Linked DNA regions of Homo sapiens: regions 1 and 3 are each linked to region 2. A link is a loop called in an ENCODE intact Hi-C map of the cell type or tissue named here. Cell type or tissue: endothelial cell of umbilical vein. All regions are shown on one strand. Links, peaks and the distances in the headings refer to the core of each region. The heading gives the core; the rest is flanking DNA.

What was found. Peaks named below come from ENCODE experiments on the same cell type or tissue, not always from the same donor. Only the 100,000 strongest peaks of a DNase experiment are listed, where the experiment ranks them.
Region 1: a loop joins it to region 2, with 7 times the contacts of the local background. A loop is called at or near these places in 30 of 110 quality-filtered maps.
Region 3: a loop joins it to region 2, with 7 times the contacts of the local background. A loop is called at or near these places in 18 of 110 quality-filtered maps.

What each region holds. Positions count from the first base shown.
Region 1 is chr17:27,553,814-27,564,590 of GRCh38, forward strand. The region is part of intron 2 of KSR1 (kinase suppressor of ras 1); the gene reads left to right. Among named protein-coding and RNA genes, the nearest start is that of LGALS9, 72 kb to the right of the region's middle. In endothelial cell of umbilical vein, for the core only: a CTCF peak has its summit at 5,959; a DNase peak (open chromatin) is centred at 6,448; H3K4me3 peaks cover 926 bases; H3K27ac peaks cover 2,306 bases.
Region 2 is chr17:27,440,642-27,451,418 of GRCh38, forward strand. No RefSeq gene overlaps it. Among named protein-coding and RNA genes, the nearest start is that of KSR1, 10 kb to the right of the region's middle. In endothelial cell of umbilical vein, for the core only: no CTCF peak of the experiment used is centred there; a DNase peak (open chromatin) is centred at 6,270; H3K27ac peaks cover 2,069 bases.
Region 3 is chr17:27,379,923-27,390,699 of GRCh38, forward strand. No RefSeq gene overlaps it. Among named protein-coding and RNA genes, the nearest start is that of LINC03146, 53 kb to the left of the region's middle. In endothelial cell of umbilical vein, for the core only: no CTCF peak of the experiment used is centred there; DNase peaks (open chromatin) are centred at 3,179 and 4,509; H3K27ac peaks cover 3,036 bases.

The DNA.
Region 1 (10,777 bases), core at 2,981-7,980, 110 kb after region 2:
GGGGAGAGGGCTACCTTGGTTCAGTTCTACCTCTGAGAGTTTCTCCTTGTACATGTGTGGAAGCCTAGTGATGGGGGAACCCTGAGTTAGAGCAGCTCTCCAGGGCTTCAGCTGCAAGGGCTGGCCCCAGGGGTGTGGGTCTATTTTATTCTGTTTCTTAACCCAGACAGTTCTTCGGACTCTGACTCGATACCCACTGCTGCCCCTGACCCCTACCCTGGCCCTGATGGATTCTGTGTGCTTTCAGTGGGAATTGGCTCTGTAAGTTCTGCCCATCAAAAATAGGTGCAGTATTCAGAAGCCAGAGTTCCAAACCCATGTCTGTCATGCATTAAAAACCCACGTCTGTCAGAGAATCTTTTGACTTCTTAACCCATTTATGCCAGAGGTTGCAGTTTTTTGAATTTTTGCGGTCAGACCTTGGCAATGACCTTGAGCAGTAGGATATAAATAACTCCCATGTGCTTAGCATTCCAACAATGGAACGCTAGGCATACGTGGGTTGTCATCTAAAACAGGGGACCCATCCCCCAGGCCACTGACAGGTACCGGTCCACTTGGCCTCTTAGGAACTGGGCCACACAGCAGGAGGAACGTGTTTACAGTTGCTCCCCATTGCTCGCATTACCGCCTGAGTTCCGCCAGCTGTCAGATCAGCAGCAGCATTAGATTCTCACAGGAGCACAAACCCTGTTGTGAACTGCACACGCGAGGGATCTAGGTTATGTGCTCCTTGTGAGAATCTAATGCCTGATGATCTGTCACTGTCTCCCATCACCCCCAGATTGGACTGTCTAGTTGCAGGAAAACAAGCTCAGGGCTCTCACTGATTCTACATTATGGTGAGTTGTATAATTATTTCATTATATATTACAATGTAATAGAATAAAGTGCATGATAAATGTAATGCACTTTAATCCTCTGGAAACCATCCCCCGCTCCCTGTCCCTGGAAAAATTATCTTCCATGAAACCAGTTCCTGGTGCCAAAAAGGTTGGGGACCACTGTTCTAAACCATTGTTTATTTTCTTAAATAAACTTTTTATTTCGGAATAATTTTAGATTTACAGAAAAGTTGCAGGGATGTACAGAGAGTTCTCGTATGTACCCCTCACCCAGTTTCCCCATCATTAACGTTGTCGTGACCACAGTGCCTTTGTCAAAACTGAGGAAATGACACTGGTATATTACAATGAACGCAACTCCAGACTATGTAGGTTTGACCAGTTTTTCCTTTACTGTCCTCTCTCTTTTCTGGGATCAATCCAGGGCACCGCATGGTTTACATTATTTTGATTTATCATGTCTCCCCAGTTTCCTCTGCTCTGTGACAGTTTCTCAGTCTTCCCTTAATTTCATGACGTTGACACTACTTTGTTTTTTGGAAGTGAGCCCTCCCTTAGGATTGGGGGGTATGAGGGGTAGGTGGGTTAAGCTCCATCTCCTCTGGGGGTGTATCTACACAGATTATTTGGAACTTTTCTGTAGGAAAGAGTTGTCTTTTCTCCTCCGTTTATTTATTCATTCAGTCATTTATATCAGTATAGGCTCATGTCTTTTTCTTTTACACATTGGGTTCTAATCCAATACTACATGATTTATTTTGTTTCTCAAGTTCTTCCAGCTTTGGCCATTGGGAGTTCTTGCAGGTTTGTTCCTGCACTCTGTGACATTGCCCATCCTTCAGTTTTGTTTGGCGTGTGTGTGTGTGTGTGTGTGTGTGTAGCACTTCCGTGTGTAGCACTTCCTTTGCTTTCTGACACTACAGTATGCTTCAGCCCCCTCTGTTTTTTACTAACCCCACTTCTAGAATCAGTTATTTCCCCAGGGAGCCTGGTGAGTTATTCGCTCTGCTTTGTTTTGATTTTATTATTTTTATTTTTTAAAACTGTGGTGAAATACGTATAACGTAATTTACCATTTTAATCATTTCTAAGTTTACAGTTCAATGACATTAAATACTTTCACACTGTTTTGTGACTGTCACCACTGGAACGTTTTCATCTTCTCAAATGAACCATTGGTTTTATTAGAAGAGATGTGTTTATTGTAGGGGGTAAAATGAAACAAAGGAGATAAAGTGAAAGAAAATTGCTGCATCCCATTTCCCTGAAGCCTGCTCATCTTTCTGAACATTTTCTGGCCCTCACATTCCTCTGCGTGTTGTCTCTTTTGTACACATGAGATCAGGCCAGACGTTTGGTTCAGGAACCTGCTCTTTCCCCTTAAAGACCTGTATTTCCATGGTTACAAACACTGCTACCAAGAACATCTTTGTGCACCTGTGTATTTCTACAGGGAAAAAAACCTAGAAGTGAACTTGCTAGGCTGGATTTTAGTGAATGTTTCCAAAGTGTCTTTTAAAATACAATAAAAGCAGTCTTTTTCTTCAACGGTTATTTATTTATTTATATATTTTGAGACAGGGTCTCGCTCTGTTGCCCAGGCTGGAGTGCAGTGATGCGATCCTGGCTCATTGCAGCTTCAATGTCCTGGGCTCAAGCGATCCTCCCGCCTCACTTCCCAAGTAGCTGGGACTGCAGATGTGCGCACCACTGCACCTGGCTATATATATATTTTAATTTTTTTGTAGACACAGGATCTCTCTATGTTGCCCAGGCTGATCTTGAACTCCTGGGCTCAAGTGATCCTCCTGCCTCAGCCTCCCAAAGTCCTGGAATTACAGACATGAGCCACCGTGCCTGGCCTGCTCAACTTTTTAATGAGACTCTCATTCCAGGTGTACCTGGACCAGACAGTAAACTGCACATATACCTTTTCTAAACTTGTACTTGGCTGGGCAGTAGTTAAGACCCCCAGCTCATCCCTGTTCCTGTCCCTGTATGTTTCCTAAGAAATTGCGTAGGGCCATGCCCACAGAAGAAGACTCAGAGTCAGAGGAGGGAACAGGGTCCCTGGGTGTGTTGAATGGTCAGTGTGGTGCAGGGCCCAGATTCCAGCCTGCCCTAGTCCTGCCTCAGGAATCCCTCTAGGGTGCCCAGGCCTTCATGGGTTGGTGTGGCCTCTGCTATGTCCAGACTGGCCTGGTGCCTTGGAGGCTAGAAGCAAAGTTGTATTTTCTCCCTGGCTGTCCTGACTTAGTGCCTTAGCCCTCCTGTTGTTTAGGAAACTAGAGAGCCCCTAAAGGGCCAACAGGACAGCTTGGCTCACATGGAGGGGGAGGAGTGCCAAGGTCCTGCCAGTGGCCCCATGGGACAGCCTGATCCAGGTCTGTGGGGAAAGGGACTTCCCTTTGTCAAGCTTCGGGAGGGACCTAAAACCCAACAAGATCTCCAGAAACCTGGCCCAGGGGGTGGGGATAGGTCCTTGGGGATTTCTGTGGGGCAGCTGGTCTGGTTTGGAGGATATTAGAGCTAGACCCCTCTCTGCCTGACCCTGAAGTTTGGCCTGGAGAGAAGTCTCCTCCAAGGTAGCTCAGACTGCAGAGATTGGCACCCTGAAGGAATGGTTCCCTGTACGTGTGAGAGAGGTTGGACCAAAAGACACCACCAGCATCAGGAGGAGTCCTGGGGGGATAGCGGAGGCCAGAAAGTCATGGCATCTGTCCCCTCTTTCCAGGCAAGAATTAGACATAGCACGCTCACTTGGCTGCTGGTGCCCACTGTGGTGGGCACTGCAGGGAGGTAACCCTGCCTCCCAGAACCACTGTCCAGTGGAAGCAGGATGGACCTGCATGGCTGTGGCCATGGTTGACCCAGGCAGGACCTGAGATCCTATGGGTATCTAGAATGGGCCTATCTGCCTTTTACACAATGTGAGATCATGGGCAAGTGACTTCATCTCTCTGGGCCTCAGTTTATCCATATGAGAAATGACAGATTAAGTGACCTTTTAAGTCCTTTCCTCAGATGGCTGCTGCTTCTGGACAGTAAAGAAGCCTAGAGTAGAAGGAGTTCTGTCAGGTGAGGTGGTTCGGAGAGACCATGTGGAGTGGTACCTTCCCCTGAACCCTCCAGATGGTGGCTTTGCCTTGCCTCTCAGATGTGTCTGCCCTCCTGTAAGTTGTATACCATGCTCTCTTCGAGGTATTTCATCATGTGCTTTTCCCACTGGCTCCTATGTAATGTTTGTGTGCAGCAGTTGGAGCTCTGCCGCACGGATCATGGGGTGATGTTTTTACTCCTGTATTCTGTGCCCCCGAGTCAGGCTTTTCTTCCATGGATTTTGGGCAAAGCTTCCTTGTGTGTCTTCACCCATTTTTTTTCCTTTAGCCCACACAAGATGTGATCAGCTATCCATTGTTACTGAGAGATGGGAGTTTTAAATTTTTCAACACCAAGCAAGTACAGAAGTGTTAGAAAGCAAGCAAAGGCCCTCCTCTTCCACTTCGCGGGGATAACACCTTGTTAACAGGTCAGTGGGTGCACCTGCCAGACCTCTTCACGCATTTTACAGTCACTTAAAATGACGTGCAAATTTACTCCCTTCTCTCTCTTTTTTTTTTTTTTTGTTTGCTGAAATGGGATCATATGATAGATATCATTTTGCAGGTTTGCAGTCTTAACGTCATCTGTGTTATCCATAAAAATTCATGTTATCCTTCTTTAACAGTAGAGTAGTAAGAGATACAGTTTCATCAAGGTATGATATGAATGCCTGTGTCTGAGGGATACCCACCTGCTCACATACATGCGCACACAGTGACATCAGGCAACTTGGTGGTTCAGGTGACTCAGCACCTGAACGAAGATGAGAGCCCGTGCCCAGAAGAGGCCAGGTGCCCAGCTGTAACGCCTGGCACATGGAGGCCCTGGCAAATACTTACTGGGTGAAGGAATGTACCAAAGTCACTGCAGGATAGAGGTCAGGGATGCCAGACTTGAAAACAGGACTCTTTCAATATTTGTCTGTCTGTCTTTCTGTTTTTTGTTTTTTTTTTTTTTCTTTGGAAGGGAACAAAATCCGTGAAGTCTCTCTGTTTCCTTTTGCTAACCTGATAGTGCTGAAGGACCCCCGCATCTTTGCAGTCAGTGCCTGAAGATGATCTGCCCAGGGCTGCCCCCTGAGGCTTCCTGGGGGAACTTTGTGTGGTGGGATTTGTCCCTTCAGTCACTTTGAGTTCTCTGCTGACCTTGACTCTTCATGGCTTCATGACTAGGACTTTGATTTTTCCCTTAGGAAAACATACGTGGATCGTTTGTGTGTGCAGCCGTCTGTGTGTGTAATCTCCTCCTTCCTTTTCCATATTGTTTTCCTAAGGGCCATCCCTGCAGGGTTATCTAAATACCATTTCAGATTTTGTCTTTTGGTTGGATAGTGTTTGCGGTCTTAAAGTTTCCAGGAAATAATGCCTTTTCTACTAGAGGAAGAGAGGGGATAGACATGGATGTGGTCACACAGTACGGCAGCTGCATTTCCAGGTTCCTGGTGTGGCTGAGGTGGCCCTGCGTGGGTTTCTTTCTGTTCCCACCTGAGTCAGATGCCAGCCCTCTGCGGCTCCGAGCCTGCTGCGGCGCTGCATGCCTGACCTTTGGTTCCTCGTCCCTTCCCTGTCTGTAGATGTTGGAGACAGAACTTGGGCAATGCCTGCATGTGTTTGCCCAACCACTAGATCTTCATCTAGAGCAGCGCTGTTCAAAACCTTCTGTATTGTCCATTCAGTGTGGCAGCCCTTAGCCATATGTGGCTTGGGGACACTTGAAATGTGTATAGTGCAGCTGAGAAACTGAAATTCGTGTTTTGTTTTATCGTAATGAATTTTAATTTGAATAGACATCTGGCTATGACTGCATTGACCAGGGCCCTGTGGTGAGAGCTGGGATGCTGAAGACACCTTCCTCTGCCCCAGGAGCACACAGACTGGGGTGAAACAGGAAGTGAGAGCCCCAGATGCCCTGATGGCTCCGGGATGGGATCTGTTGGAGCCAGTGGGCCAACTCATCCTGGGTAGTCAGGGAAAGACGGATGTCCGGGAAGGCAAGAGCACACCAGGCGGAGGGAAGAATATCTGCAGAGACCCTGAGGATGAGGAAATCAGAGCGCTTGTGAAGCGCGTGAGGAGGAGTCTGTGAGGAGGCTGGCGGGGAGCCGGGGTGGATTCCTGCAGCTCTCCCTGTGTGCAGTGTAGGGGTTGGGGCTCCTCTTAGGGGATATTGGAAGTGTGTGTGAGAGAGGGGCAGGAATTCCAAATGAACATTAGAATTGTTTAAAGGAAAATAAAACTAGCAAGAAGGCTGCATTCACATGGGGATGGGCTGAGAGTGACGGGGTGAGGAGCGCTGCCTCCCACGTGGCTGGAGGGTGGAAGGGTCGGGGATAGGAAATGAGATGGGAGGGAGCTCAGAGGCGGGGCCCTGCCCCGCTCCCAGTCATTTGGATTTGCACACTATGGCTGTTTCAAGCGGCCCCCTGTCCCACAAGTTACGTCTAAAAGTCTCAGCTTCATATTCTGGCAGCAGCTGGGGAAATGATTTCAGAGCCTGCTGGCATGGAGCCATTTTTTTTTTCTTTAGCAATTTCCCGGTTGGAAGTTGTTGAAAGGAAGTGGCAAGCGCTGCCTGAGCAGTTCTAGCTGGGAGAGGTGGGTGCTGCAGAGTCTGGGATTCCAGGGTGAAAGCCACAGGTTCCCCTGAATAAGCTCTTACTGCTGGTGGTTCCTGAACTGAAGATGCAGGCGGATCTGGTAAGGGGATTTTTGTTGTGATCCTGACTGGACATGTTTCTCTTTCCGCTCTCCTCTACCCTTGCGTTCCTGTGTTTAAGATGAGGCCTTCTCCCAGAGATGGGGGACAAAGCTGCCTTACTCCTGCCACCATTTTGGTTTCCCAGTGGCTGGGGGTGGCCAGAGCTCTGTGTGGACACCAGGAATGTAGGCTGTATGAGGCAGTAGGATGTGTGAGACCTAACCAGGAAAGCGAACCCGCATTTGGCTCCTGGGGTGCAGCTTGAGTCGGCATGACTATGGCCCTCATTCCTAGCCTCTCCTTCCCACCCCTCCTCCTGTCGGCCCCATACTCTCTCTTTGAGAGCCAGAGGCCCAGCTGTTCTTACAACCTTGCTCTTTGGCAACTGGGAGCCTCCCCAGGAAGCAGCACACACCCTCACCCAGCCTCCTGGAGGGATCTGTGCCAATGTGTCAGCCCAGCAGCACAGGGCTGCCTTGGTACCAGCCCAGTGGGGGCTGGGCCACACAGCTCTCCACTTAGGATGGGGAAATGGTGGCAAGTGGTGGACTGGCATGCCTGTATCACCTGGCCAGTCAGGAGAGGAGCTGAAGTTGGAGCATGGAAGGAAGGGGCAAGCTACAAGGCCAGCATTGTATAGATGTCATCCTGTTTCATCCTTATCCCTGGGACAGGAGACAGGGAGATCTGATGATCCCCTGCAAGCTGATGGCAGGATGAAGATTCAAACCCAGGTCCTTGTACTTCCTTCTCATACACAATTTTGTCATCTAATATCTTACCCAGAATAGCACAGTTTTGGGGCTACTGTATGATATGTAGTTGTGTAAATGAATTGACTGCCTGCCTTTGTGTGTGTGCACGTGTGTCTCTCTCTTCCCCCCTCATTTCTTCTTTCCTTTACATTCACTCGTTACTCATATGCACCCATTGATCACTTACCTTTTACCTGGTACCTTGATTAATTATCACAGAGGATTAATTGATGAGCAAAATAGTCTGTCCTGGATGCTTACAGCTAGTGTGATGCACACGTCTGCAAATAACTAGGGTGCGTAGCTGACTGCTGGCCCCAAGGAGCGGGGAAGGGATGAAGCATGGTCAGGTACAGAGCTGAGGTCCTACTTCCATTCAGTTATTTATTCACTCACTCAGTGTGTATTTAGCACCTGTTGTGTGCTCGGCACTGTTCTAGCCACTGAACATGAGTTCCTGTCCTTCTGGAACTGGCAGACATCACTTTCTCCAATAGATGAAGTCATTAATTTTTCTTATCTTGAGCCAAAGGTACCCACTTTTCAGGGTGGGGGTTCCCCTGGTTTCATGAAATCTGAAAAATCATGAGCATGAATGTCCTGCTTAGTCCTGTACTGCTTGGTGTTTGTTTGTTTGTCTGTTGTTTGTTTGTGGCAGAGTCTCGCTCTGTCGCCCAGGCTGGAGTAGAGTGACGCAATCTTGGCTCACTGCAACCTCCACCTCCCGGGTTCAAGTGATTCTTGTGCCTCAGCCTCCTGAGTAGCTGAGACCACAGGAACATGCCACCACACCCGGCTAATTTTTGTATTTTTAGTAGAGACGGGTTTTTTCCATGTTGGCCAGGCTAGTCTTGAACTCTAGTCCTCAAGTGATCTGCCCGCCATGGCCTCCCAAAGTGCTGGGATTACAGGCATGAGCCACCAGGCCCGGCCTTGCTTGGTGTTTTTGATCAATCCTTTGGATTTCTGGGCTGCCCAGTCCAGTGAAAACTGACTAGACTAGAAGCACCATGTTGGCAGGGACCTGGCTATTTCATTCACAGCTCTATCCCCAGTGCCTGGCATGTGGTGGGTTTTCTTGTTGAATGATTGGATTCAAATAACATTATCCAAAGAATTTTGGTCTCTTGGCCCAAGGCGTCTCAGGAGCTCTCACCTGGGCCAGTGAAGGTTGCGTTACAAGGATCTCTGGGGAGGGTGAAGACGAGGTGGCTGCCGGTGGCCTGCTGAATCCCAGGGCTCCGAAACTGCCTCAGGCTTCTGTCGGCCACAGAACTTGAGCAGGACTGTGTGCCTATAGCCCTGCCATGAGATGGCTTTGGTGTAGTGTGTGCCTGAGCCCCCTCTGGGGACTACCTGGCTCCTGAGTGGTCAGCTTGTGTGTGTTCCCTCCTCCTCCTAGGACCACCTCAAAGGCAAGATTGCTCTAGAACAGATCTGACTATGGCCAGATATCATTGGGAAACATTTATGTCAACACTGCACTGTTTTAAATATTATAAAGCAGCAATCTCTTATTACCCTTCTTTTAAAAAAATAGCACATAAATTTCAGTGGCCCCTGCTCCTAGCTATGTACCTTTGGGGGAGGCCACAGGATTGGGAAACAAAATTGTTTGAGTGTCACCTCTGGAAGTAAATGGCCTTGGAGGCAGACAAAATTTTGACAAAATTCTTCCTTTGCCACTTGCCAGCATTGTGACCTTGGACAGGTCCCTTGACTTCTCTGAGCCTGCTTACTGTCTTAGCTGCTCTTGCTGGAAACCTGGGAGTCGTTTCTGACTCATTGTGCTTCCTCAATGCCCACGTGGAATCAGCTAGCAAATCCTACTGGCTCTATGTCCAAGTATGGGTCTCAAGTCCTTTTGCATCTCTTTTCCATCACTGCCACCTCCCTGGTCCTGACTAGTCCTCGGACTGTTGCAGTTTCCCCATTCGCTCCCTATATCCACTCTTTACCCTCTTGATTTCATTCTTCGTGAGCTAACAGTGGTTTTAGCAAATCCGGTTATGTTACTTTCTTACTTTCTCTTTTTCCTTTCTCCTTTCCTGTTTCCTTTCCTTTCCATTTTCCTTTTCTGTTTTTTTGCTGCCCAGGCTGGAGTGTAGTGGTGCAATCATGGCCCACTGCAGCGTTCAACTCCCGGACTCAAGTTATTCTCCTCCTCCCCAGTAGCTAGGACTACAGGTATGCACCACTGTGCCCAGCTATGTTTTTATTTTTTAGTTGAGATTGGGTCTCACTCTGTTGCCCCAAGCTGGTCTCAAACTCCTGGCTTCAAGTGATCCTCCCACTTGGCCTCCCAAAGTGTGGGGATTACAGGCACGAGCCACCGAGCCTGGCTAGATAGTTCTGAGTTAAATATTCTGTCAGTGTCTTGTTACGCTTAGCACAAAATCCAAACCCTTCACCTACCTTTGAGGCCCCTTAAGTATTCAGTATCTGCCACCTTCTTCCACGTCATCTCCTGCCTTTCTGCACTCTGCCACTGGCAGGAGAACGCATCAGATGGTTTCCTGTCTTAGCCCAGGGCCTTTGTATGTTCTGTTTCCTCTGCCTGGAAGTTGCTGTACCCTTGTGGCTAGTGCCATCTCATCCTCTGACCGGGACTTAGAGGTCAGCTCTTCAGAGAGGCCACCTTGTCTAAGCTTAGAGGCCTGCTATACCTGCCGCTTTATCTCAGCATGCTCTTTCCTTTTAGCACTTATTCACAAGCTTCAATTATGTATTTTAGCTATTTTTTTATTTGTACAGTTGGTATTCGGTAGCTTTTTTTTTTTTTTTTTTTTTTTTTGAGATGGAATTTCACCTTGTTGCCGAGGCTGGAGTGCAATGGCACGATCTCGGCTCACTGCTACCTCCACCTCCCAGGTTCAAGCTATTCTCCTGTCTCAGCCTCCCAAGTAGCTGAGATTACAGATACCCGTCACCACACCCAGCTAATTTTTTTGTATTTTTAGTAAAGACAGGGTTTCACCATGTTGGCCAGGCTGGTCTCGAACCCCTGGCCTCAGATGATCTGCCTGCCTCGGCCTCCCAAAGTGTTGGGATTATAGGCGTGAGCCCCCGCACCTGGCCTTCAGTAGCTATTTGTTGACTGGATGGGATGGATAGATGGACAAATGGAAGAATGACATGGCACCAGGGCTCATAGTAAGTACTTACTTAATCGAAGTTATATTCTTCTATTCCTAGTTAGAACTTTTTTCAAAGCAAGTTCAGATACCTGTTGGCTTAAAACAGAGACTTACCAGTTTAGGCAATACAAATCCAAGGAAGTCTGGATGCAGGGGCTCAGGTGATGCCATTAGGATGTGCCTGTGGGACAGGCTTGCTCCGCATGGCAGGTATGAAGAGCACAGGCAGCTGAGCCTCACT
Region 2 (10,777 bases), core at 3,355-8,354:
CACCATGCCCAGCCTATTTTTTTTTCTTTCCCTCCCCCCCTTCCTTCCTTCCTTCCTTCCTTCCTTCCTTCCTTCCTTCCCTCCCTCCCTCCTCTCTTTCTCTCTCTTTCTTTCTTTCTTTTTCTTTCCTTCTTTCCTTCTTTAGGGAGTTTCACTTTTGTCACCCGGGCTGGAGTGCAATGGCGCGATCTCGGCTCAACGCAACCTCTGCCTCCCGGGTTCATGAGATTCTCCAGCCTCAGCCTCCTGAGTAGCTGGGATTATGGGCATGCGCCACCACTCCTGGCTAATTTTGTATTTTTAGTAGAGATGGGGTTTCTCTATGTTGTTCAGGCTGGTCTTGAACTCCCAACCTCAGGTGATCTGCCCACCTTGGCCTCCCAAAGTGCTGGGATTACAGGCGTGAGCTACCACGCCCAGCCCTATTTTCACTTTCTTTCTTTTCTTTCCTTTTTTTTTTTTTTTTGAGACAGTGTCTCACTCGGTTGCCCAGGGTGGGGTGCAGTGGCATGATCTCAGCTCACTGCAGCCTCTGCCTCCTGGGTTCAAGCAATTCTCCTGCCTCAGCCTCCCAAGTAGCTGGGATCACAGGCACCTGCCACCACGCCCGGCTAATTTTTGTATTTTTAGTAGAGACTGGGTTTCACCATGTTGGCCATGTCAGTTCTGAACTCCTGACCTCAGGTGATCCAACCGCCTCAGCCTCCCAGAGTGTTGGGATTACAGGCGTGAGCCACCACAGTTGGCCTATTTTCACTTTCTTAATAGTGTCTTTGGAAGTGCAAACATTTTGAACTTTGAAGAAGTCTAATTTATCAATTTTATTGTGTTCTATCTATCTATAGATCTATACATACAGACACTTCCTGATTTGCAGTGGTTCAGCCTAACAATTTTTTGACTTTACCATGGTATGAAAGACATATACATGCAGTAGAAATCATACCAAGTAACCATAAAACCATTCTGTTGCCCAGGTGAGGTGGCTCAAACCTGTAATCCCAGCACTTTGGGAGGCCGGAAGCAGGCAGATCACCTGAGGTCAGGAGTTCAAGACCAGCCTGACCAACATGGAGGAACCCCATCTCTACTAAAAATACAAAATAAGCTGGGCATGGTAGTGCATTCCTGTAATCCTAGCTACTCAGGAGGCTGAGACGGGATAATCACTTGAACCTGGGAGACGGAGGTTGTGGTGAGCCGAGATCATGCCATTGCACTCCAGCCTGGGCAACAAGAGCGAAACTCTGTCTTAAAAAAAAAAAACACCACACACACAACAACAACAACAACAACAACAACAACAACAAATCCTGGCTAGCACAGTGAAACACTGTCTCTACTAAAAATATAAAAAATTAGCTGGGCATAGTGGCACCTGCAGTCCCAGCTACTCAGGAGGCTGAGGCAGGAGAATCGCTTGAACCCGGGAGGCAGAGGTTGGGAGGTTGCTGTGAGCTGAGATTATGCCGCTGCACTCCAGCATGGGCAACAGAGCGAGACTTCGTCTCAAAACAAAAACAAAAACAAAAACAAAAAAAGAATAAAACATTCTGTTTTTCACTTTCAGTACAATATTCTATAAATTACGTGAGATATTCACCACTTTATTATAAGACAAGTATGTGTTAGATGATGTGGCCCAACTGTAGGCTAATGTATGTGTTCTGAGCACATTTAAAGTAGGCTAGGCTAAGCTATGATGTTTCATAGGTTGTGCACTAAATGTATTTTTAACCTGATTATTTTCAGCGTACGATGGGTTTGTTGGGATGTAACCCCATCATAAGTAGAGGAGCATCTGCATATAATTTTTTTGTGTGTGCACATATTTTTAAAGTCTTGCTGACAGGATTTGCTAATGAATTAGATTTCGGGTAGTGAAGAATTAAGAATGATTCCAGTGGTTTTGGTCAAGCAAGTGTCTAAGATGGGGGAAGGCTACAGAAGCCAGGAAGTTGGGGATGGGGGATCAGGAGCTCTGTTGTGGATGCACGGAGTTTGAGCTTGTCTGTTAGAAATCCCTGTGGAGATGCTGAAAGGCAGGTGGAATCTGGAGTTCAGAGTCATTTGATAGATTAGGTGGATGGGTGAGGTGGCAGAAGGCCAACAGGGGTGAGAGGGTGGACTGAAAGGAGGAGAGAATTGAGGCCTGCCCGGGGCATCTGCACTTAGAGGTTAGACAATGAGGTAAACCCAGCAGGAAGACGAGGAGTGGCCAGTGAGGTGTAGTTAATCTTCCTGAACGTTAGTTTCCTTGTAATAACTAGGCAGTAGTCATTAATAGTACTTCCCTCATAGCATGATGGTGAGGTTCCTGGAATGTGCACTAAAAGTGCTTAGAGCAGTGCCTTGCACGTAGGAGCTGCTCAGTGCGTGTTAGCTAAAAATGAGAATCTTCTCTAAACCTTCTAAAGAATTGTCAGACCTTGCCTGCTGGCCTTAGTTATCAGGTGAGAGCATCTACAGAGAAACTTGGAGCCCACCTCAGCCAGGTGGCCTGGGCACTGTAGGATGCCAGCTGCTCAGGGGGAAGACTACTGCCCACAGCCTGGCACCATCAGGCTGGCCAAGACACATCACCAAGCCAGCAGGTTTGTGCAACAGACTTGGCTTCCAAAAGGGAGGCCCTGAAGGCCCAGAGACCCTCAGGGATAGGGCCTGGCTGAAGACTGTGGTTAAGGAGGTGAGAATTTCGAGTCTGGTAATTCTTCTATTAAACAGAAATGTGACTTCATACTCCTGAGCCTCGAAGCCTGGACTTAAATATTAATCCCCAGTGGGTGAGGCTGTGTACCAGGTCTAGCTACATAATTTGCAGACCCCACTGAAAAAGCAAATGTGGATCTCTTGGTCATGTGTCATGAGGAATGTAAAGGCAGTTATAGCAGAGCATTAAACCAAGTGTGGGGCCCTTAGCACCAGGGCCCTCTGTGACTGCACAGGTCATAGGCCCATGCAGCTGGCCCTGTCTGGCCCTGTCTTGTTTCCATCCACAACGATGGGGGAGGACAGAGTCTGGAAGGTTGAAGAGGGAGGCACTAGACACTCGTGGGTAGAGAGAGCGCTCTGGGTGCAGTGTGAAGAGTGGGTCACGGTGAGCAGGGGTGCTCGGGGCTGTTGGAGCTCCATGCTGAGATGGGATAAGGTCTGCCCAGATGGGTGGGGAAGGAATGGGAGAGGAGCGGGACCCTCTCTCTGGGGAGGTTGCCCTGCAGCTTTCTGGCCCTCCCTGTTTCCTGCTCAGTTTTTTTGCCTTCTCCTTGGGAATTCTCCTGGGACTGCCATTCTGGGATATGCATTTTTGTTTGTTTGTTTGTTTGTTTGTTTTTGTTTTTTTGTTTTTGTTTTTTTTGAGACAGTTTCACTCTTGTCGCCCAGGGTGGAGTGCAATGGCATGATCTCGGCTCACTGCAACCTCTGCCTCCTGCGTTCAGGCGATTCTCCTGCCTCACCCTCTGGAGTAGCTAGGATTACAGTTGTGCACCCCCACGCTCAGCTAATTTTGTATTTTTAGTAGAGATGGAGTTTCACCATGTTGTTCAGGCTGGTCTCGAACTCCTGATCTCAATTGATCCACCCTCCTCGGCCTTCCAAAGTGTAGGCATGAGCCACCAGGCCCAGCATGTTCTTTTATTCCACTCCCTTTGGTAGAGAGGGAAGCTTCCCCACTGGTGTGGGGGCTGAGAGCAGATTTCCCCCACTGACAGAAACGTAGACACCACAACCCCTCCCTCATGGCACCATTGCTATCCCTTCAGGAACTGCGGCTTGGGATGTCCTGTTGAGTCACATCACACCCAGCCTCTCACTGGCATTGACTGTCTATGACATTCAAAGGCAGAAAAAGTACAATATGACTTTATTTCTTAATTTAATTTAATGTTCATGAAGCAAGGATTGAACAATAGAACTTAACAAAAGTTTTAGACAACCTCTGTCTTATTTATTAATTATTTTTTATTTTTCAGATTGGGTCTCACTGTGTTGCTCAGGCTGTAGCACAGTGGTGCGATCTCTGCTCACTGCAACCTCCACCTCCTGCCTCAGCCTCCTGAGTAGCTGGGACCACAGGCGGGCACCACCACGCCTGGCTAATTTTTTATATTTTTGGTAGAGATGGGGTTTCATCATGGTACTCAGGCTGGTCTTCAACTCCCGAGCTCAAGTGATTTGCCGCCTTGGCCTCCCAAAGTGCTGGCATTACAGGTTTGCAACACTGAGGCTGGCCAATACAACTTTTTTTTTCTTTTTTGAGACGGAGTTTCACTCTTGTTGCCCAGGCTAGAGTGCAGTGGCATGATCTTGGCTCACTGCAACCTCCACCTCCCAGCTCAAGGCATCCTGCCACCTCAGCCTCCTGAGTAATGGGGACCATAAGCATGCACCACCACGCCCGGCTAATTTTTTGTATTTTTAGTAGAGATGGGGTTTCACCATGTTGCCCAAGGGTCTCGAACTCCTGGGCTCAAGTGATCCTCCCACCTAGGCATCCCAAAGTGCTGGGATTACAGGCATGAGCCACTGTGCCTGGGCAACAATTTTAAAGAAAAAAATAATAAGAACGGTGTCACCAAAACTTTGGCATAAGGAACCTAGATACTGAGCAACTAAGCATTCCTCTCAGATGCCCAGGGCACAGGGAACAGATGAGGCATTTCAATCTCCATGAAATGGGGAGCATAGCTGCAGGAAGGGCAATCATCATAAGCCCTAGTGTCTTTAGTTTACCCCTCCCCGCCTAGGCACTTAACCACCCACCCACATCACTCCAGTCCCACCTGTCCAGGGGAACAAGAATGTCAGAAGACAAGAAACGATTCTTGAATGGTGGAATTTCAGGCACCATGGTTATCATAATATGTGTTGTGTTCATGGGTGCGTGATGGCGGCAGAGGGATCTTTGTCTCCTACCGGGGACGAGATTAGTGTTGCCTCTACTTACCATAAAATGGGTCCTCCCAGGATATTAAATCCAGCTTGTGAAAGATCTCTGTGTTAAATTGACCCACTCAATTCAATGATGAACCGCAAGCTTTTTGGAGCACTGTGATATGTGAGTGGGGCCCTTTCTGCAAAGAGCTCACAGGCCAGTGCAAGAGTAAGAAAGCAGAGAGTTTTGAGGCAGGAGTGTCCCCTGACACTGAGGACAAGCATGGGAGACTTTGGTGGCTTGGAAGAAATGAGCTGGGCCAGCCTGGAGGTGAGGGAGGGTTTCCAAGAAGAGGTGACTTCTGAGTCCTGAGTGGTATATCGCTATGTAGGAGTGAAAGTGGTGGTGGTCTCCAGGCAAAGAGCGATTTCAAGGTCAATTGGCTTGTGATTGGAGCACCTTCTGCTCGGACTCTGGATCCCACGACTCGAGCAGATTCGAGGCCTCCATTTCAGCGAGTATCCTGCTTTTCTCTGCACTACCATTTTATCCCTTTTATTCTCATTTGCACACAAACATGTTCTAGTATCTCCCTTCAAGAAAGAAAGAAGGAAGGCAAGACAGAGGAAGGGAGGAAGGATGGGAGGAAGGAAGGAAGGAGGGAAGGAAGGAAGGAAGGAAAGAAAGAAAGAGGCGGGGAGAGAGAGGGAGGGAGGAGGGAGGGAGCGGACCTCTCTATCAGTTAGGGTCCTGGCAGGAATCATAATCGGCTCAGATGGCTCAACTGATGTCAAAGAGGTCTAGGCTATGTTTCTGGTTATTCTATGAATAAAACCCACTGAGCTAATACTGATTACCTTTTGACTACCACTGTGGCATTCAAGCAAGCTGATATAGGTGAAAGGACTTCAAAGAGTTTAAAAAACAATGGTACAACAGAAAATCAACTCAATCAATGAATGATCATCATCATGACTTATATCACAGATGTGAAAGTATCTCATGGCATTCAGATCCCAGGAATTTTTGTTCCTGGACTCAAACACTTGCTGCATTTCCTGCAGGCAGGCAACAGAGCAAGGGCATTGAAAACATGAATTCGGCTTCAATGAATTTATCTGGAATGGTGCAATCGGAACATCTAGAAAGAGACTGTTTTCATTTCACCATACATTTAGATTTCGTGTTTTGTGGTTTTTAGTGTTATTTTTATTTTGACTCATATTTGTGGGAATAGATGCCATAATCCCTTCAATGCTTTGACCCTGGAAAGGACATTACGTCATCCTTCATTTCTAGTCACTCCTCATCCCCTTCCAAACAACCTGCCAGAAACAGCTGCCAGCCCTCAACTCACTGCCCCAATCTGTGTGCATCACCTCTTTCTGTAGCCTGTGATCATTGGGAAGCTTCTGGAAAATAATATCCTAGCTATGGAAATGATTGGCACTGTTCCAGTGTGCTTACTCATGCAGGGCTCAGAGGCTGGGGGCTTTCTGTGTATTGCTCACTTAATCTCTGTGACAACCCTACTCAGGCAATTTTCAGATAAGAACCCTGAGGCTCAGAGAGATAAAGTGACTTGGTTAAGGTCACATTGCAAAGGAGGGTTAGAAATGAAATTTAAACAATTTCCGCTTCTGCAGCCCTGGCCTTTAAACCATTCTTCATGCTGCTGCCTCATGGAGGCTGGAACCAGAGGGGGCAAAGAGATGACCTCATTCTGAGTCTTCACTTTATGGAATTATATGTCAATAATACGAGACCTCATCAACTCCCAAATCCAGGTTGCCAGATCCTCTGTTCATATTTCACATATATGTGTAATATATGTGACTATAAATTTAATAGGAAAGGAAGTTTCCTTTAAAAGACCCAGTAGAATATTTAGGTGCCTATGAGGAAATTCAGTCTTGCAAAAGTAAAACAGTGGAACTTCTTTTTTTGTGTTGGTTTTTTTTGTTTGTTTTGAGACAGGGTCTCACTCTGTCACCTGGGCTGGAGTGCAGTGGCATGAACGTGGCTCATTGCAGCCTCAACTTACCAGGCTCAAGTGGTCTCCTGCCTCAGTCTCCCAAGTAGCTGGGACCACAGGCACATGCCACCATGCCTGGCTAATTTTTGTATTTTTTTGTAGAGATGGGGTTTTGCCATGTTGCCCAGGCTGATCTTGAACTCCTGGGCTCAAGAGATCCTCCTGCCTTGGTCTCCCAAAGTGTTGGGATTACAGATGTGAGCCACTGTGCCCGGCCAAGCACAGACAACTCTTCCAAGACGTCTTGCTATAAACGTAAGCAGAGAAAGGGCAGAAGCTGGAAGGGGATTTGGGGATGAGGGAAGGTGTGCTGGCCATTATCCCATCCAAGGTCCATTCACTGTCCATTTGGGTCCCACTCTGGGCCCCGGGGGAGAGAGACCCTTTTGCACTGCATTACTGGGGCTCTTCTGGTTAGAACACTTCCATATGGGTTCAGCCAAGGGGAAGCAAAGGCAGGAGAACTGAAGGCTGGAGGAAAGAGAGAGCAGGTGTTCTGCCCATCCCTCTCTGCTTCAGTGCCCTGTCTCGGGCAGGAGCTGTGTCCCCCTCCATGCCTGCAGTTCCTTCCAGGCTGCCCTTTTCTCAATGGCTCCTGGAATGCTATTTCTTCCCTTGGTCCTTTCTGGGCCAGGAGTTGTCACCCTACAAACCTTCATTTGTCTCTGGGTGCTGCAACATCCTTGTTTGTTCCCTTAACTTTGTTAGTAGCCTCTTTGAATCAGTTGAACCAACTGAGAGAATCCTGATTTCTGCCAGGACCCTAACTGATAGAGTGGTCCCTCCCTCCCTCCCTCCCTTCCTTCCTTCCCTCCCTCCCTTAAGGGAGATACTAGAATATGTTTGTGTGCAAATCAGAATAACAGGGCAGATGGCTGGGTGCAGTGGTTTATGCCTGTAATCCCAGCATTTTGGGAGGCTGAGGTGGGCAGGTCGCTTGAGGCCGGAAGTTTGAGACCAGCCTGGCCAACATGGTGAAACCCCATCTCTACTAAAAATACAATTAGCCAGGCATGATGGCAACATGCTTGTAATCCTAGCTACTCGAGAGGCTGAGGCAGGAGAATTGCTTGAGTCTGGGAGGCGGAGGTTGCAGTGAGCCAAGATAGCACCACTGCACTCCAGCCTGGGTGACACAGCAAGACTCTGTCTCAAAAAAAAAAAAAAAGAATAACAGAGCAGAAAGGGAGAAAATGATGATGCAGAGAAAAGCAGGATACTCACTGGATCAAAGGCCTTGAGCCTGCTCGAGGGCCTGGGATCCACAGTCCCAGCAGATAGACATTGCCTTAGACTCCAGCAGGATGCCTCTTCGGCGGTTGCAGGAGGAAAGGCAGGAAGCCTGGGCGCAGGGGCAGGAGGGTTGATAGATCTGGCCTGAGGGCTTTGAGTTTCTCAAAGGAGGGCGAGCCATGCCCATCAGCTGAGGAGTGCAGGGGAGTTTGTGCAGATAGAAGACAGTATGAAACAGCCATCTCAGGGAACTGGAAAACTTTCTAGGAAAGGTTGGTGGGATTGCCAGGTATGAGGAATGCCAATTTGAGGTTTGTGGTCACAAATTTACTTATTTATTTTTATTTTGTTATTATTATTTTTTGAGACAGAGTCTCGCTCTTGTTGCCCAGGCTGGAGAGCAGTGGCACAATCTCAGCTCACTGCAGCCTCTGCCTCCCGGGTTTAAGAGATTCCCCTGTCTCAGCCTCCTCAGTAGCTGGGATTACAGACGTCTGCTACCATGCCCAGCTAATTTTTGTATTTTTAGTAGAAACGGGGTTTCTCCATGTTGGTCAGGCTGGTCTTGAACTCCTGACCTCAGGTGATCCGCCCTCCTTGGCCTCCCAAAGTGCTGGAATTACAGGCGTGAGCCGTGCACCTGGCTGGATCATGAATTTAAAGAGCAACCCGTCAACAGTGCTGTGCGCTTTTCTCCAGCACCTGCAGCTGCTCTGGCACCGGCCTGAAGAAGGTGAGGGTTAGGTTTTGGAAGAGTTGGGACTTAGCCAGGTTTACGTGATGGACAGAGAGGGGCAGGTTTATTGAGGGTTTCAGCCGGGGAGTGACAGTCATGGTGGAGCGTGGGATCTACTCGGGGTTAGAAGGGAAGCAAGCACATGAGTGGGTGACAGTGAAAAAGGTGATACTGAAAGAGGATTGGAGGCTCTGATGAAGCATGGCATGGAGGGGGAGCTAGAGCCTGTGATAACTGAGTTGAAGTGATTGGGAGAAGACTGCAAGAAACAGCAAGTGAGGGAGCACAGGGTGTACCCTGATGGTATCAGCTGGGCAAGGGTTTTGAAAGCAGAGGAGGAGAAATGGCTCAGAAAGTAACTGAATGAAAAGAGGGCACCCACATCCCCTCCTGGCCTTCCCAGGACGTTTCTCCCTACGTCTCCCAGAGCAGTTCTGTCTCTTGCCAGGTTGCCTGAAAAAGCCCACAACAACTTGGGTGGCTTCAGTTTTAGGCCAAATCAGGCCATTTTTCAACTTTGTTTCTCCTTACAGCCTGATCCACAGCCTGGTTCTGACTGCACTGCACAGGTGGTAGTAATGTGTCTTCTAGGACGGGCACACGGGAGTCAGATCTCTAGACAGAAGGCCTGGTTTCTTCTCCTGTAAACTGCATTCCCTCCCTCATTTGTTTATTCAAACATGTGTTAAGCACTACTGCATGCCAGTCCTATTTGCTTTATTTTCTTTACCTCTCTCAGCCACCCTGAGGGGAGGGATTATTTTTTATTTATTTTCATTTTTATTTTGTAGAGACAGGGTCTCACCATGTTGTCCAGCGTTGTCTCGAACTCCTGGGCTCAAGTAATGGGGGGAGGATTATTACGCTCATTTTTACAAATGAGGAAATAAAACTCAGAGAGCTGAAAAATTTGCCAAGGTCATATTGGGTCTATCTGAGTCCAAGGAGACTCACTATCCAGATAGGGAAAGAATCAGGTAGGGAAATAATAAAACATAAGTCGTTGTGCAAAGTTTTAAGGGAACATGGAAGTTAGAGAGATTACTCCTGTTATGGGAGAAGAGGTGGGGTGCATGTGAGTTAGACTTCCAGGATTAGTAGAAATTTACATATGGAGCTGGAGAGGAAGGACTGCAGGCAGAAGTGATAGCCTGAGCAAAGACATCATGACATGAAACTCCATGGTGTGACCAAGATTGTTGAGTTAAAGGCAGAGACAAGATTGTCTATAGGCCTGGGGTTCATGAACAGCCTCAAGGAGATGGTCCACAAACCCCCAGACATTTGATCTCAGTTGTGGGTGTCTTTTTTTTTTTTTCTAGAGAGAGGCTTTTTATTTTCATCGATTCTTCAAACCGGGACATTCACTCAAAACAGCCTTGGGTAGCAGATAAGCTTGGAGACATCAGCAGGGCCCGGGAACACAGGACCTTGTAGCCCTGGTTCAAGAATTCATACTTCACTCTGAGGCCAACAAGGAACCCATGGTGTTTTCTAGCTGGGAGAAAGCACCCACCTTAAGCACCCTTTCTAGCCTTAGGAAGACAACACAGTTTACTGTGAGCTGAAATAGATGGAAAGTTCTTCTATAAACTAGAACACAATCTACTGTTTACTGCCGTATCCCTAGAGTTGGGCACAGTGCTGAGCACATATTGGGGGTTCAGTAGATATTTGTTGAATGAATGAATGAATGTGCACAGGTGTACATCATAACAATAAAAAGAATGTATATCTCCAGGGTGGCTCCGTGCATTTCTTGACTGATTTAACTGAAGGTGAAATCCACGAACCATAAACTCTAGAGCTTCAGGCTCTAACAGAAACCTACTGAGTCCTGAGATGATGCTAGGAGTGGCGGGGCAGGGGTGGGTAGGGGAGAGTGGGTTTGGCACCTGAG
Region 3 (10,777 bases), core at 2,250-7,249, 62 kb before region 2:
GGAAAGAAACCCAAGCCCAGAGAGATTCAGCTCCCATCTGAGATCTGTGCAGAGCTGGGAGTGCAGCCCAGCTCCCCTGAGCTCTGCTTCCAAAATCAATGGTATTTTTCTTCTGTTGAATGCCCATGTTCCTCACCGGGGGAGCTTCGGGTGCAGGGCCTGGGCGCAGGGTGGGTGTGGGTGGCTCTCAGAGGCCAGGGGGCCCAAGAGGAGGAGCTGTGAGTACTGCCATCACAGAAGGTGGATGAGGAGGAGATTTCTGTTTTATTTTTCTCCAGCAGGCTGGAACGATTTCTAGAAGGAACACAAAGAGAGGCGGAGAAGCCACTGAAGAAAGAAAGAAAGGAGTAGAGGCTGGGAGCAGGGGGCGGCGTGGGGAATGCAAAGGAGGAAGAGGGGAGTGGCTGCTGCTGGCCGGAGCCGGCGTCTCTGGTTTTGGTCTGGCCGTGGGCCAGCAGGCAGCGGACAGCACAGCACGACGGGCTTGGAGAGCTGGCAGGGCGCTGCGACAGAAAGAGGACGCCGGTCAGGGTGCTGGGGGAGGGGACCCTCTGCCCACCCAACCCCGCCTGGCCAAGGAAATGTCCGTGTAGTGAGCAGTGACCACATGATGCCCTTTCACCCGCCTCACATGTTTAATTAAAAAAACAGAAAAACAACCTCCTTCTAGACAGTCTTATGGTCTCTGTTTTTAGATGGTGTCACAAGGCTCAGAGAGGGTAAATGAAGAGCCCGAGGTCACCCAGCTTGTAGGTAGCAGAGCGGGGATGCTCCTCACCCTGCACGGAGCAGCCTGTAGCATCATAAGCTGTTGCTTGCCCTGACGTGGGGAGCCAGGGGGATGGCGGACTTCTCAGGTTCGTTTCTCTGCCCACACCTGGCAGGCTGTCCCTGAAAGCTGTCCTCTTTCATCATTTATTCAGCCATTCATCCATTCATTCCTGAGCATTCGAGGCTGCGTGCTGAACCCTGGGGGACCACAGTGAACAAGCTAGATACCACCCTTCCTGCGAAGAGCTCGAGGCCAGTGGGGGTCCCTAAGGAGAGCCGGGAACATCAAACCTGCGGATTGGGAGTAAATATTAAATCCAGTTCCTCTCCCCGATTTACATGCACACACACGCACCCGCACAGTCCCTTCATCTTCTGAGTGTCATGGGAACGGGGACTTCTAGCCCTCGGCGGTGGCCAGCAGCACTGGCAGCCGCCCAGCCGCAAGGGGACGCTGTGAGGGCAGCGAGCAGGATTCCCTAGGCCCTCGCCCCCTGGTGGCGGCAGCGGCTCCTGCTCTGCTCACCACGCCCCTCGGTGATTTCTGGCCCTCCCCCGCCCCGGTTGAGCCTCTTGGGGGCCTCTTGGGTCACCACTTCTCTCCCTTCCTGTTCCAGCCCTGTGGGGAGGGCCTGTTGGCCTTCACCTAGGCCATGCCCTGGTGTTGCCACAAAGCGCCTTGGAGGCCGTATCTCACCAGCCGGCAGGAGGTCCCTGCATCAGGCCTGGGCCTCAGACACATTCTCTCCTGTGATCCTCTAGCCAGCCTCTCCCCCGTCCCCCCTTCTGATGAGCCAAAGGTTCTGCGCCATGCATGCTCAAGCTGGGACTGCCGCTGTCCTGGACAGAGACCAGCTCTAAATCAGGCAATTTAGAGCCAGGCGTGGTGGCCTGCGCCTATGGTCCCAGCACTTTGGGAGGCCCAGGCAGGAGGATTGCTAGAGCCCAGTAGTTCAACCAGCCTGGGCAACATGGGGAGAACCTGTCCTACAAAAATGAAAATAAAAATATTAGCCAGGCGTGGTGGCCAGCACCTGTAGTTCCAGTTACTCGGGAAGCTGAGATGGGAGGATTGCTGGAGCCTGGGAGTTGGAGGCTGCAGTTAGCCGAGATTGCACCGCTGCACACCAGCTTGGGCAACCAAGCAAGATCCTATCTCAAAAAATAGACAAATTTTAAAAATCAGGCAGTTTAGGTGAGACTCAACTGCCAGTCAGCTGAACTTGAAGCTAAGGCTGTCTTCCTCAAGTTGATCTCTTTTCTGAATGGCAAATCCTGGGGAAAGCAAGGGAGCAGTGGATTTGGATCTTTTAGCCTTCTGCGGTCCAGGGATCCGAGTTTAGGGGAGGTAAAAGGAAGACAGCAGACGCAGCAATTGCATGCCAGGCACTGTGCTGCTGGAGCTCCTCAAACGGTTTCTCAGTCCTGACAATGACTCTACAGTGGGACTTATTTTCTGTCTTTTACAGAGGAATAAATGGAAACTCAGAGAGGTTAAGTAACTTGCCCAAGGGCACACAGCTAGGAAGTGGCAGATGTGGGATTCCAGCATCAGCTCCTGCCCCTCACCACATTGCAGTGGCTTCTGGTTCTCCCGTCCCACTCTCTGCACTCTACAGACAGCACCGTGCCCTCCTCCTCCCTGTCTCCATGCTATTGGACATTCCTCCTCATCTTCTCCTCCACTTCCCTGCAGACAGTCAGGGCCACCTTGCCCCTTAGTACTAGTGAGGGTTTGAAAGAGAAGCACAGCACATTGGGGCCACCAACAGGCTAGGACTCTATGGTCTAGGTGACTGCAAAACAGAGCTATCTGGATAGATGAAATGACCTCTCCCTGAACCACATGGCCCGAGCTCCAGACCAGAAATGAGCTACCGATGCTTGAGAGAGAGCCAGGCACAGAGAAAAAAAGCTAGAGGGATGCTTTGGAAGATGAGATGCTCTGATGGGTGCCAGGGGCTTCGCATGTGATTGGGAGGCCAGATTTCTCACCACCCATTTAGCCTCAGACACAGGCTGCTTTCAGCCAGTGTTATAAGTAGCTGGGAATATAAAAGTTGGGCAGGGAGAGCAGAATCCAGCTTGGTCCTGGGCTGGGAAACATGGATTGGGGGTGGGGGGATAGTGGCTGGTCTGGTACCAGGCTTATGGTTTGCTGGAAAGATCTGTCTCCTCCAGCAACAGCTGTGAGAGAGAGCTGGGTTGTGAACTACCCTGCAGGGGAAGCCTCCATGGGACCCTGGGATTCACACGCACCCTGCTGTGGGTACCCAAGGGTACCTAACTCCATTCTAGATGTCAATGGATCCTTTGCAAAGGTTAGGGTGCTCTGAGACCTCTGCTGAAGGGAAGGAAACTCACATGCATTGAGCATCAACTCCGTGTTGGGCACTGGGCAGGTCATGATGCCATCACTGAAATAAAGGCATCAATAGCCACCACATCTTGAGCATCTGCTACATCAGGAAGCGTGTTAAGCACTTTGTTGTGTTATGATTGCTGACATCAACAGTAACACAGTAACCGTAGCTACAACTTCTTTTTTTTTTCTTTCTTTTTTTTTTTTTTTTTGAGATGGACTTTTGCTCTTGTTGCCCAGGCTGGAGTGCAATGGTGCGATCTCGGCTCACCGCAACCTCCACCTCCCAGGTCTAAGCAATTCTCCTGCCTCAGCCTCCCTAGTAGCTGGGATTGCAGGCGTGCACCACCACGCCCAGCTAATTTTGTATTTTTAGTAGAGACAGGGTTTCTCCATGTTGGTCAGACTGGTCTCAAACTCCCAACCTCAGGTGATTGGCCCGCCTTGGCCTCCCAAAGTGCTGGGATTACAGGGGTGAGCCACTGCACCCGGCCTTTTTTTTTTTTTTTTTTTTTTAATAAAGACAGGGTCTTACTTTGTTGCCCAGACCGGAATGCAGTGCCACAATCTTGGCTCACTGCAACCTCCACCTTCTGGGTTCAAGCGATTCTCCTGCCTCAGACTCCGGAGCAGCTGAAATTATAGGTATGCACCACTGCGCCCAGCTAATTTTTTTTATTTTCAGTAGAGATGGGGTTTCTCCATTTTGGCCAGGCTGGTCTCAAACTCCTGGCCTCAAGTGATTCACCTGCCTTGGCCTCCCAAAGTGCTGTGATTACAGGTGTGAGCTGCCATGCCCAGTCAGTAACTACAACTTCTTGAACATCTTTTATGCTTTAGGCACTGGCTTGGGCTTTACAGATCATTATTACCATCATCACCGTCATCATCATCACCATCAGACTACTGACAACTGCTGTGTTTGGCACTTATTAGAGACCCTTATGTTGTCTAGTTTAACTTGATTCTTAAATCCACCATGTGAAGGAAGTATTCTTACCCCATTTTGCAGATGAGGAAACTGAGGCACACAGAGGTTAAATGACTTGCCCAAAATCATTTAACTTTGAATTCAGGTCTATGACTGCAAAGCCTTAACTCTTCCCACCATATGTCCCTTCCTAAGGAAGCAGATGCTAAGGAATGTTCATTGGCTGAATGAATGAACAAGCAAAGAAACGCAGCTGTCCGAGGTGATGTGTGGAATTTCCAAGCCCCAGGAGGTTAAGCGGGTTGTTGAAGGTCGCAGAGCCAGACAGCAGTGAGGTAAGTAAGGAGTCCCGGCTCTGGTCTCAGTGCAGGCTTCCCTCACAAACCTCCTTGCTACTTTGAGCAGAAGCAACCTTGTTTTGGCAGCTGTTTTGCCCTTACTCATGCCTGGGATAACAGTGGACTCCCGATTTGCATGCCAACTCATTTCCTACCCTTCAGGGAGCTGGGCAGGAGGCCCAGCACTGGGTCCTGCCAATCCCCAGGCGAGCTATCAATGGCAACTGCCAGCTAGTCACGGGAGAGTCATTTCATTCTCTCTCCCTTTTTCTCTAAGTCCTTCCAGCAGGAGGACTCTCAGAGTTCCTGCTGGATGAGTAGGTATCCCCTGGGGCCGCAAGGCTGGACAGGCACCTTGGACCTCCCTATCCAAGCCTCCTGGGGCTTCCACCGAGGATCAATATGAGGGTGTGGAGACAGTTTTGTGGCCCTGGGCAAATTGAAGTCCCTTCTCCAGGTCTCAGTTTTTACGTATCTCCCAAATGGGGGATTGGGTGAGCTGGCCCTCCAGGTCTGCACTCTGTTTCCTGGGCTCTTCTCTAATGAGCCTGCCTGTGACATTGTGCAGTTCCCCCAGCCTCACTCTTGCTGGGAACAAGGCCCAATTTGGACCTTCTACCAGGGTGGGAAATGAGTCGACTGGGAAATTAGAGACTGCTGTGAATCCAATCATGAGTAAGGGTGAAATTGATGCCAAAAGTTTCTGCTTGAAGCAGCAAGGGGTTTTGTGAGAGAAATCCTGAGCTGAAAGCCAGAGGAGGCAGGGGGGTCTCTGACATAGGTTATCTGCTGCTGATCAGGGGTTCCCTGGTGGCAGGTGACAGAAACCCAATTCAAGCCAGCTTGAAAAAAGATGCATTTGTTGGCCCACAGAACTATGCAGAATAGGCAAGATTTAAACACCACCCAGCAAGCACTCTCCCCTTCCTCCTTAACAACAGAACCCCTCTATTGTTAAGGGATGGTGAGGTGTGTTTCACAGATTTCCCTGCACATGGGAATGGCCAATGAGCTAGAAATGGAAATCTTTGAGTGGGGCTTCTAGGATGCTCTTTAAAGGGCTGACCCCTGCCTCTTCCCTCATCTTTCTGCCTGGAAGGTAGGCTTGAGGACTGGTGCTGGGGCAGCCATTTTGAGGCTAAGATAATCATCTTGGGCTAAGAGAATCCCAAAGAACTTAGCCCTGACACTGAACCAACACGAGCAACTGCCTGTTTCTGAAGTTCTCTTCATGCGAAAAGCCACTGTGGTCAGGCTTCTGTTACTCATGGCTCAATTCAGTTTCCAGGTGATACACCTTCATTCCTTGGGACTGGCTTCTTCACTGGAAGAAAATATGTCTCCAGGAGCTCTGGGCTTACTTCCTCAGAGCTTTATAGCCAAAGAGGAAAAAGAGTGTCTCCCCCTGCTTCAATTTGAAAACTCATGGAGAAGAACTCTGATTGGCCCAGCTTGGGTCATGTGCCCCTCCCTTGGTGACACTGAAGCTAGAAAATGAGGCCCTTTGATTGACTCAACTTGGGTCACATGACCTCCCTGTGGCTGAGAGGATGGGGTCTGTTGAAGGAGAAAGGGAAAAGGGATGCTGGATAGGTAAACAGAACAGTGCTTGGAGCTGCACCTGACTCTGACTCCATCGGTTGCTGTGCCTCTGGCTTTCAGCCATGTTAGCACCACCCAGCCAGAGGATGTTGGGTCAATTTGCTCAGGACCCCGAGCAAAGTCTATATTCCTTCCAGCAGGGTTATTGCTACTATTGAATGATGGGGTTAGATATATTAAGTGCCTACCATCTTGCCAGGCACAGAGATAGTGTCCTTCCCATTCCTGTGGGTGGGAAGAGCCCTGAGATTCTCTCCTGGGCTCTATCTGTCTTGATGTGCCCCCATCAGAGGGAAGAGCCCCTCCCATCCTTACCTAAGCCCCTGGGGATTCAGGGCCAGGAAGCTCCCCTTGGGGGGAGTCCAGGGAACTGCCCAACAGTCAAGAGATGGGCCTGCTCTTGCTGGGTGCTAACCAGGTGATCTTGGGTGACTCGCTCAGCGCATCAAGTCTCAGTGTTTTGTCTGCAAATGCGGACGTGCTGTGGTGGGCGCACCGTGGTAAGGGCTAACAGACATGCTGTGTGGAGCCCACTAAGCACAATGCCTGTCACTCAGGGAAGTCCCACTAAATATTTGCTATTAATAATTGGTCTCGGTAATAGTTAGACTCAGGCTTGGCCACCACAGAAAGCATAGCCCCAGAGTGGCCCTGAGTGGAAGGGAGGTTTTTGTTTGTACCCTCCAGCCTGGTGAGGATGGAGGAGGCCTTCTCTGGCTCTCGCAGCCTGGATACCAGATGGCATGTGATCTGGCCTGTCCCTGTCCACAGGAAGCAAGTGATGAAGAAGAGGTTGAAAGCTCTTAGTGCTGCCAAAGCAGAGGGGTTGTAGGGAGGAGACTCAGAAGAGATGCAGGGTGTGGGCCACTGTCACTCACCCACTGAGGGCATCCTCTGTCGGCCACATCACCACTCCAGGTAGGCCAGCCCTGCTCTTGCACAGGTTGGCTGATTGGGAGCAGATTCTGACTACAGCCAACTGGGGCAGTCAGCCCGGGCAACAGGAACAAGGAGGCATGGCCACTGTACTGAGGGTTCCTTGCGCTCCAGCTCAGGGTTTAGAGCACGACTCTGCAGTTAGCCAGCCTGGGTTGAACCTGTTATTAGTTGTGTAACATGCACACTTTTTATTTTATTTTATTTTATTTTTGAGACAGGGTTTCTCTCTGTTACCCAGGCTGGGGTGCAATAGTGCAATCAGGGCTCACTGCAGCCTCCAACTCTTGGGCTCAAGCGATCCTGCCTCATCCTCTCAAATACCTGGGACTACAAGCAAGCACCACCATGCCTAGCTAATTTTCTTATTTTTTTGTAGAGATGAGGTCTCAATATGTTGCCCAGGCTGCTCTCAAACTCCTGGACTCAAGTGATCCTCTTGCCTCCGCCTCACAAAGATTTGGGATTACAGGCATGAGCCACTGCACCTGGCCTAACCTGGACACTTTATTTATTTATTTTTATTATTTTTATTTTTTTGTCACAGTCTTGCTTCTTTTTCTTTCTTTCTTTTTTGAGACAGAGTCTCACTCTGTTGCCCAGGCTGGAGTGCAGCGGCCTGATCTCAGCTCACTGCAACCTCTGCCTCCCAGGTTCAAGCGATTCTCATGCCTCAGCCTCCTGAGTAGCTGGAATTACAGGCGTATGCCACCACGCCAGGCTAACTTTTTTTTGTATGTGTATTTTTAGTAGAGATGGAGTTTCACCATGTTGACCAAGCTGGCCTCGAACTCCTGGCTTCAAGTGATCTCCCTGCTTTGGCCTCCCAATGTGCTGAGATTACAGGCGTGAGCCACTGTGCTCAGCCCTGATATAGTCTTTGATTATAAAAAAGAACAAAGTACTGACACATGCTACAATATGAGTGAATCCTGCAAACACTACCCGGAGGGGAAGAAGCCACACACAGAATATCACATAGGATTCTATTGATATGAAATGCACAGCTGGGCGCGGTGGCTCACGCCTGTAATCCCAGCACTTTGGGAAGCCAAGGCGGGCGGATCACGAGATCAGGAGATCGAGACCATCCTGGCTAACATAGTGAAACCCTGTCTCTACTAAAAATACAAAAAATTAGCCGGGTATGGTGGTGGACACCTATAGTCCCAGCTACTCGGGAGGCTGAGGCAGGAGAATGGCGTGAACCCTTGAGGCAGAGCTTGCAGTGAACCAAGATCGCACCACTGCACTCCAGCCTGGGCGACAGTGCAAGACTCAGTCTCAAAAAAAAAAAAAAAAAAAAAAAGAAATGCACAGAATACAAAAATCTGTAGAAACAGAAAGTAGAACTGTGGTTGCCTGGGGCTGCCTGAGAGGAAGGGATGAGAGGGTTTTGGAGGATGACAGCTATAAGATATGGGCTCCTTTTGTGGGTAATGAAAATGTTCTAAAATTGATTGTGCTGATGGTTGCGTAACTCTGTAACTATACTAAAGACCATTGAATTGCACACTTTAAATGTGTAAATTGTATGGTATGTAAATTTATCTCAATAGAACTGTTACCAAAAAAAAAAAAAAAAAAGCCTTTCCTCAAGGAGTTTTTTTGGAAGGATTGGTGTTTTAAGAAACTTTGGAAAACAAAGATGTAAACCAGGCCAACTGGGTCCCCCTGGTGGCCTGGAGGACAAGGTTCTCCAGTGGACCCTGAAGAACTACCCACCAACAGTGAAGCCAAAGGGGTTTTTTTGTCAAGAGTGCCATAGTCAGGGTAAGTGTCCTGCACGATGACATTCCCTCCTGACAGGCACAGAGCCAGGGCTGGGTAAGTGTGTAGCAAATCTTCACCCCCATTTATCTGTGCATGTGGCCGACAACGACCTGATGGCCGTGCTGAGCACCTGGGCAGCGAGGACAGGCCTTTCATGTACCAGCCTCACCTGGGAACCAGCAGGCAGTACTGTGCCCGTCCTGTAGGTACCCTCTGTCCTGGCCAAGGGAGCCAGTCAAGAATAGCGCAGGCTGGGAAACCAGTTGGGAAACCAGATGGGAAACTCTGGAGCTTGGGGAAGAGCAGACATGGGTTTTGTTCCCAATTCTCCTCCTTTTCTGCGTGACCTTGGGTGCAGTGTTCAGTTTTTCTGGGCCTTAGCTTTCCCCATGTGGAAAAGAAGTAAATCCTGCTCTTCTCCCTCAACAAGGCTGCTGGAGAAATCCAAACTGAAGACCGGCAAGGTTAGAAGGGACTCCGATGGTTGAATCTGTTCTCACTCTCCTCAGGTGATCTGAGGGATGCTGTCCAGTGCCAGGGAGTGTACTACCTCCCATTTCTTTCTTTCTTTCTTTTTTGAAAGTCATCTTAGTATTTCTTTTCTTTTCCTTCCTTCCTTCCTTTCTTTCTTTCTCTTTCTTCCTTTCTTTCTTTTCTTTCTTTCTTTTGAGATGGAGTCTCACTCTGCTGCCCAAGTGGGAGCAAAGTGGCACAATCTCAGCTCACTGTAAACTCTACCTCCTGGGTTCAAGCGATTCTCCCTCTTCAGCCTCCCGAGTAGCTGGGACTACAGGCATGTGCTGTCACGCCTGGCTAATTTTTGTATTTTTAGTAGGGATGGGGTTTCACCATGTTGGCCAGGTTGGTCTCGAACTCCTGACCTCAAGTGATCCACTGGCCTCGGCCCCCCAAAGTGCTGGTATTACAGGTATGAGTCACCATGCCTGGCCACTACCTCCCATTTTATTGCTAGACAATGTGGCACTCAGGAAGCCCTTCCTTCTATTGTACTGATTTCTGATTTCTGTGAGCTCTTCCCATAGCCTTGATTCTCCCCTTGGGCCTCATGAAATGGGACTACCCCCGCGCCATGATGCCCCACAGGGCCCACTTCACTCAGCCCTCTGACTCTCCTGATGCCAGGAGGCCACTGCACTCAGAGCAAGATTGCACATTCCTGCCTTGTTCAGAGTCAATGTCCTGTGGCATTCCAGCCTCCAGCCTCCTGGCCTGTCCCTCATCTCCCTGACCTGGGACATCTGCCCGGCCTCCCATCACCTCTCAGGCCTGCTGCTCTATGATGCCCCAGGCTGCTCCACTTCCCAGTTGTGACTTCCACTTGCTGCTCAAATGAACACTTATCCTGACTTCCGTAAGGAACTCAGCCTCCACCAGGCCCCAGGAGGCCCCTTCCCACCCCACTTTGCTGACATTCCTTTGGGGTAGTCCTAGCCTCTGCAGAGTGGCACCCTGGACAGCCCACCAGCTCCTTAGAGACACTGACTGCACCCATTCCTCTCTGTGTCCCCATCTAATGGTGAACCCCAAGTCCATCCACATCCTCCATGAGTGCAGCACCTCAAGCTGCTTATAGGCCCAAGCACAGCCTTACCAGGGCAGCCTGACTATAGCAGGGCCAGGCAGGATAGAGGAGCATTGCCTCTCTCTCCTTCTAGGAGCCACCTTTTTATTAACGCCCACCTGTCTAAGATCATGGAGAGAGAAATCACTTGTCATCTTGGACTGCCATTCTTCTTAGGTGGCCTGGTATACCCATGTGGCACTATTGTCTCTCTTGTTCCATGCCCTGATGGGTATGAAGTCCTATCAGACAAAATCTCCAAGACTGATCTCTCCCTCACTGTGTGGCTTCATCTGGTCCCTTCCTGTGTTTCCCAGAAGTTGGGTTCTGCCACTGTTGGGCCTCCTTAGATCTCCAGCCTGGCATCCAGGCCATCCTCACTCCCATCCTGCCTTGGCCTTTCCTGATATGTCAAGGGTCTCAGCCCACCATGGTCCCCATCTGGCTAGAAGCACTCACATCCCGCACATGGCTGCTGTCTC